2 separate regions of the Homo sapiens genome follow, and region 2 is linked to region 1. A link is an interaction called in ENCODE POLR2A ChIA-PET data of the cell type or tissue named here. Cell type or tissue: HCT116. All regions are shown on one strand. Each heading gives the region's core, and the rest is flanking DNA. Links, peaks and the distances in the headings are about the cores only.

Evidence for each region. Peaks named below come from ENCODE experiments on the same cell type or tissue, not always from the same donor. Only the 100,000 strongest peaks of a DNase experiment are listed, where the experiment ranks them.
Region 2: POLR2A ChIA-PET joins it to region 1 with 5 read pairs; 4 of 35 experiments call an interaction of 5 or more read pairs at or near these places.

The regions. Positions count from the first base shown.
Region 1 is chr2:62,797,518-62,800,432 of GRCh38, reverse strand. The region is part of intron 5 of EHBP1 (EH domain binding protein 1); the gene reads right to left. Among named protein-coding and RNA genes, the nearest start is that of EHBP1, 93 kb to the right of the region's middle. In HCT116, for the core only: no CTCF peak of the experiment used is centred there; no DNase peak of the experiment used is centred there.
Region 2 is chr2:62,463,544-62,466,458 of GRCh38, reverse strand. It overlaps LOC105374764 (a long non-coding RNA gene), which reads right to left. Exons shown (of 6, transcript XR_002959390.2): 6 at 2,392-2,620. It also overlaps a transcript of TMEM17 not described here. Among named protein-coding and RNA genes, the nearest start is that of TMEM17, 41 kb to the left of the region's middle. In HCT116, for the core only: no CTCF peak of the experiment used is centred there; no DNase peak of the experiment used is centred there; H3K27ac peaks cover 2,500 bases.

The sequences.
Region 1 (2,915 bases), core at 206-2,705:
AAAACCACTGCCCTCTCACCATTAAAAAAAGGAAACAAAAAACCTTTCTGATATTAACATTCTTTAAAGAGTCACTAGATTTGGTGACTAAAGATTTTGTTACAAGTAACATTAAAGAAAGAAAGAAAAGCTGGGTTATCTACTGCCAGAGACACTATATCATATTAAATCATGAGGTAGATGAGATTTTTTTCAAGGACACTCCTATACATGAGGACCATTTAGGGTTAACACATCACATTTATGGCTTCAAAATTCAAGCATCATCACTGCCATCACTACAAAAAAGGACAAGGGACATTCAGTTTATGCAGAGAGGTGGAGACGAAAGACCCAATTATGGGCTGGACATGACTGGCATAAAAATTATTGAATACTTGAGTTTTTCGAAGTTCCAGACAGCACGTTTTCACCTTTAGGTGACGAAACAGCACCTTTGCTTTCTACCACGAGTACTTTTAATGTGGTCAATATACTTTGAATGTGACAGTCTCTAAAGGAGACAAGGTGGCCACATGGAACATTTCATCTCCTCCTCCAGGTAGGTATTCTAGCAGCTTATATGCCCAACTCCAAAATTACCTGAAGGATATAGATAAAACACCACTGTTAGAGTACACGCTTTTTTTCCTTGAACTTTCATATTCTGGTGCCATACTTGCTTTTGTACTGAGTAGATTAGGTTGTTTTTTAAAGAGTTGTTTTCCCCCTATAGGTAATTCAAAGGCGAGGGTAAGAAGGTATTCAGGTCCTCATACTGATGCCCCAACTTCATAGTTTCCAGTATAATCAAATACTTAAATATTTGTGTAGTGTTGAGCTTGCCTCAGGGCAATTTGTAGGATCTTCTTTCTTTAGATTAAAAAAATCATATAGGTAATTACCATAGCTTTCTGTGATGTCTTAGGCACAGCATTGTCTAAGAGCAGGAAGGTAGGCAGGTGATTTTTAAAGTACTTTTCAGCTCCAGGGTGATAAAAATATTTTAAACTTTCCGAAGTTTAAAAGTCATAATTAACTATTACAATTTAAAACTGAACAGTCATATATAGTTACAGTATAATTCTCTAAAATACAGTGTGCAAAAAAGAGGTAACATAAAGACCAATTAATATTTTCAGATAAAAATCAGCAAATACTGTTAAAATGCAAGATTCAACATTTCAAATTACTAACATTTCATATAGATAATGTACCTGGTTACAGGGAACCTTTTCAATATGTAATTATGAATAACATGGTTTGTATGGAACATCTACTACACAGCTCCCTATAAAAGTTGTATAAACTACCAACTCTAACCATACATCTTTCCTTTAGAGTATCTAATATGAAAGCTTAAAAACTATGTCTCACATATAGAAAAGACTAGAGACACCATGTGACATTTCCTATAGCATGAATTTCTTTTTTTTTTTTTTTTTTTTTTGAGACGGAGTCTTGCTTTGTCACCCAGGCTGGCGTGCAGTGGCACGATCTCGGCTCACTGCAAGCTCCGCCTCCCAGGTTCACGCCATTCTCCTGCCTCAGCCTCTCGAGTAGCTGGGACTACAGGCGCCCGCCACCATGCCCAGCTAATTTTTTGTATTTTTAGTAGAGACAGGGTTTCACCATGTTGGCCAGGCTGGTCTTGAACTCCTGACCTCGCGATCCGCCCACCTCGGCCTCCCAAAGTGCTGGGATTACAGGCTTGAGCCACCGCTCCCGGCCTTCCTATAGCATGAATTTCTATAACTCTAGCTACTGCTTAAGTCAGATAAAAAAAACACAAATTACAATGACAATTTACCATGTGTCTGGCGCTGTTCTAAGCACATGTTAATGCACAAAAATTCTATGAAATAGGTGTATTATTATCTTCATTTTATAGATACGTAAATTGAGGTAAAAGCCAAGTTCATCGACTTTCTCAGAATCACACAGGTAGGAAATGTCCAGAGCCTACACTCTTAAACCACCACAACTAGTATACTAGTCTCTAAAGAGGCAGACAACTGACTGTATCTAACAGTCTACAGGAAAAGAGAATTGAGATTTCTACAGATATTTCTTTCTTTTTTTTTTTTTGACGGAGTCTCACTCTGTCACCCAGGCTGGAGTGCTGTGGCGTAACCCCAGCTCACTGCAACCTCTGCCCCTTGGGTTCAAGCGATTCTCGTGCTTCAGCCTCCCGAGCAGTTGGGATTAAAGGCATGCGCCACCACTCTCAGCTAATTTTTGTATTTTTAGTAGAGACGGGGGTTTCACCACAATTGCCAGGTTAGTCTCAAACTCCTGACGTTAAGTGATCCGCCTCCCTCGGCCTCCCAACGTGCTAGGATTACAGGCGTGAGCCACCACACCCGGCCTTTATTTTTCTGTGAAACAAAAATTATCTTTCAATTCTACTTATATTTCCTTCCCTATTTCCATATATTCCAGATATGCCTTATTTTAAAAAATGATCTATTTTCACTCCATTTGATCTTACAGCACTTAGAAAGTTAATGGCCATTTTTATCATTTGTTTAGTTACCTAGTTTGATACTCTTGTTTATTTGATCTGCATTGACACCTTGTTAAATAGTTAAGGCTGGTACTATTACCCCTGTTTACAGATGAAGAAGGAAACTTAGACCCAGAAAGTTTAAACATGCTGTAAGTTTATCAAGGCATAGATAGCTATAGGAATTCAAATCCTATCAACAGTTCTACTACTGTTTTCATTTACAGTTTTGTATTTTTGTTTTTTGTTTTTTAAAAAAGATAGATGCAGGCCCAAAAGAGCTCATGCCTGGGTATCCTCCATCCACAATTAACAGGCAAAAGTTTGCCTATTAAGTAAAAAAGGTTGTGTTGAAGTGTACAATGAACTTGGCTCTTCACATACTATAGCAGTACACTTGATTGGCGTATTTTTATTTATTCATTAACAC
Region 2 (2,915 bases), core at 330-2,829, 330 kb after region 1:
ATTTGGTTTAACTTCCCAGCCGACGTTGAATGTTCCTGGACTGTTTCCCAACATCCATTTTCTCCCTTTTGCGCTTCAGCGTCTGGGACCAGCAGGCAGGAAGCAGGCTGAGCTTGGATTTCCACCAAGGATGCTCAGCTTCCAGGGGCCCCTGCAGGAAGGTTCCGCTTTCACTGCCTCCCACCCCAGAGCACCAGCCACAGAACCCCTCCCCCACCACTACCACCCTGCAGAATCAAACCCTACTGGCTGGAGTTTATCCTTCACTCATTGGTGAAGAACTTTACATTCCAAACTCCTAGAAAACTTTTCAGAAGGTTTCCTCTCTCTCAGATCCTTTGTCCTTTATCAATGACAAGGGAGCTCTGCAGGGTAGTGGGGACCCCTCCTGATTTGGGCCTTTCTGAAAGGCAGGAACTTCTTGAGTTCTGTTGTCCCTTTTGAACAAAGGTACTTCCTACTGCCTTTCTCCAACTAAAACTGGCTCTCCAGTTTGGCATTTGAGGCCTTTCCTGCCTCATGTCCCATTATTTCCCTATTTTAAAAAAATTAAAAGACTTCTGCTTTTGCCTGTCTGGTCAACTTACGCCCCCTACCCACCTAAACGTACTGGGTACCTTTCCACATCTAAGTATCTGCTGTTGCTAGTCCTCCTGTTTTTGAATGGATTGCCCTTTACTTTACCTGCCACCCTTACTATTTTTCAAGTCAAATAACAAAAATAATAGAGGGTCAAACTTCTTGAGCATTTATGGGGCTTTAAAACAAACTTCTTGAGCACTTACTGTGTCAGTGCTAAGCACCTTATTTATATGTGTCATCTCTTTTACTCCTCACAAAATGCTGAGTCTTTTTTTTTTTTAATATAGACAAGGTCTCACTATGCTGCCCATCCTGAGCTCAAGCGATCCTCCTGTCTCAGCCTCCCAAAGTGCTAGGATTACAGGCCTGAGCTACTGTACCCGGTTGCTGAGTCACTTTTTAAGAAACTTTTCATTTTGAAGTTTTAGACTTACAGAAAAGTTGGAAAAATAGTACAGAGTTCTGTGTACCATTCCCCTAATGTTAACATCTTACACAAATATAGCACAATTATCAACACCAGGAAATTAATATTGGTACAATACTATTAACTCATACCTCCACAAATTTCTGATGTTTTTCTCATGATTATGAAACTGCCATTGCAAAATTATAACTGAGGCGGTGAAAGAGATCTGACCTAACCAACTCCATCTTGCTTCTCACTTCCAAGCTGTCCTTGTTCATTCCTAATTGTAGGCCTCACCGACTTTGGGAGGAACTTAGTTTATAGTTTAACTCTGAAACAAAGACCCATAACAGCCCTTTCCCAAAACAAATCCCCTCCCTGCCTGGGGACTAGACTGCCCTTGTAGGACTAACAAATTAGCCAAAAGATTAGAAATTATGGCTTAAGAGTCATTCAGCTGGAGGCTACAAGATTCTGACCCTCCCCAAATTGTTCATAGGGATAACATATCTATTGTAAAACCCAAGATCAGCGCTTGAGATATTTGCAGACCCTGCCCTTGATGGATCAGCTGGCACCACCCAGATCAATAAACTGCCTCACTTGATCTACCCCACTCAGGAACTGACTCAGCACAAGAAGATAGCTTCAACTCCCTATGATTTCATCTCTGGCCCAACCAATTAACACTCCTGACTCACTGACCCCTGTCCACCAAATTATCCTTAAAAACTCCGATCCCTGAATGCTCCGGGAGACGGATTTGAATAATAATAAAACTCCAGTCTCCCACACAGCCGGCTGTACGTGAATTACACTTTCTCTGTTGCAATTTCCCTGTCTTGATAAATCGGCTCTGTCTAGGCAGCAGGCAAGGTGAACCCATTGGGCAGTTACAGTTAGATGGAGGTTATGCACTTTTGGCAAGAATACCACAGAAGTGAAGTTTTGTCTTTCTCGGTATGTCATACTGATGAAGCAGGATACTTCCCTGACCCCTCTGTGGGACTCGTGACAGGGGTGCCTTGTTTACTCAGCCCGCTGCGCTCAACTCCTCACAGGAGGTAGCACACAAGTGAATGAGGTGGGAACTGGAGTGCACGAGTGCTGGAACTGCCGGCTGCTTTGGTGCCAGTAGGAGGGCCCTGCAGCAGCATCCAGATGGGGGCTGTGACCCCCAAAAGCCCCACAGGGCGTGTTACAGTGCTCTTTTAGCTCTGCTGTCCACAGACAGCTTAAGTTTTAACAGCTCAGTGGGCCCTTTACCTCGTCGCATGGGGCAGCTGCCCTCCACCAGTGAGGGCAAAGGGCCAGTGTGGCAGCCTTTCATATCCACACCTGTGGCCCCTGAGCTCTTGTCCGGTGTCCAGGAATAATGAAGTCACATGAACACATTGAAAGGTGGTAAATGTGGAGGATTTTATTGCCAATAAAAGTGGCTCTCAGCGGGAAGGGAAGCTGAAAAGGGGATGGGGGGGTAGGTCATCTTCTTCTGAAGTCTGGCCGTCTCCAGTCAGATTCTTCTCCTAAGTTACACCATCAAGCTGCACCTCTGAAGTTAAGCTGCTTCTCTCTGACGTCCAGCCATAGTCCTGATGTCCCGCTGCTTCTCCTCTCTGCCAGCTGAGTCTGGAGTTTTTATAGGCACAGGATGGGGTGGGGCAGGGCCATGGGTGATTTAGGAAAACGCAACATTTGAGTGGGAAAACAGGAATAGAAATTCTCACTTTGGGCCATGGTTTCAGGCTTTTCAGCTTGAGGGTGGGGTTTTCGCTGGGACCCGCTCTTTTCTGCCTAGAATTTCTCTGCCTCCTGTCCCTATCACTAGCAGGTACCTCATGCTGATTTGTCTTACTACAGGTTGTGTCAACCTTGATCACTTGATTAAGGTGGTATCTGGTAGGATTCTCCATAGTAAAATTAT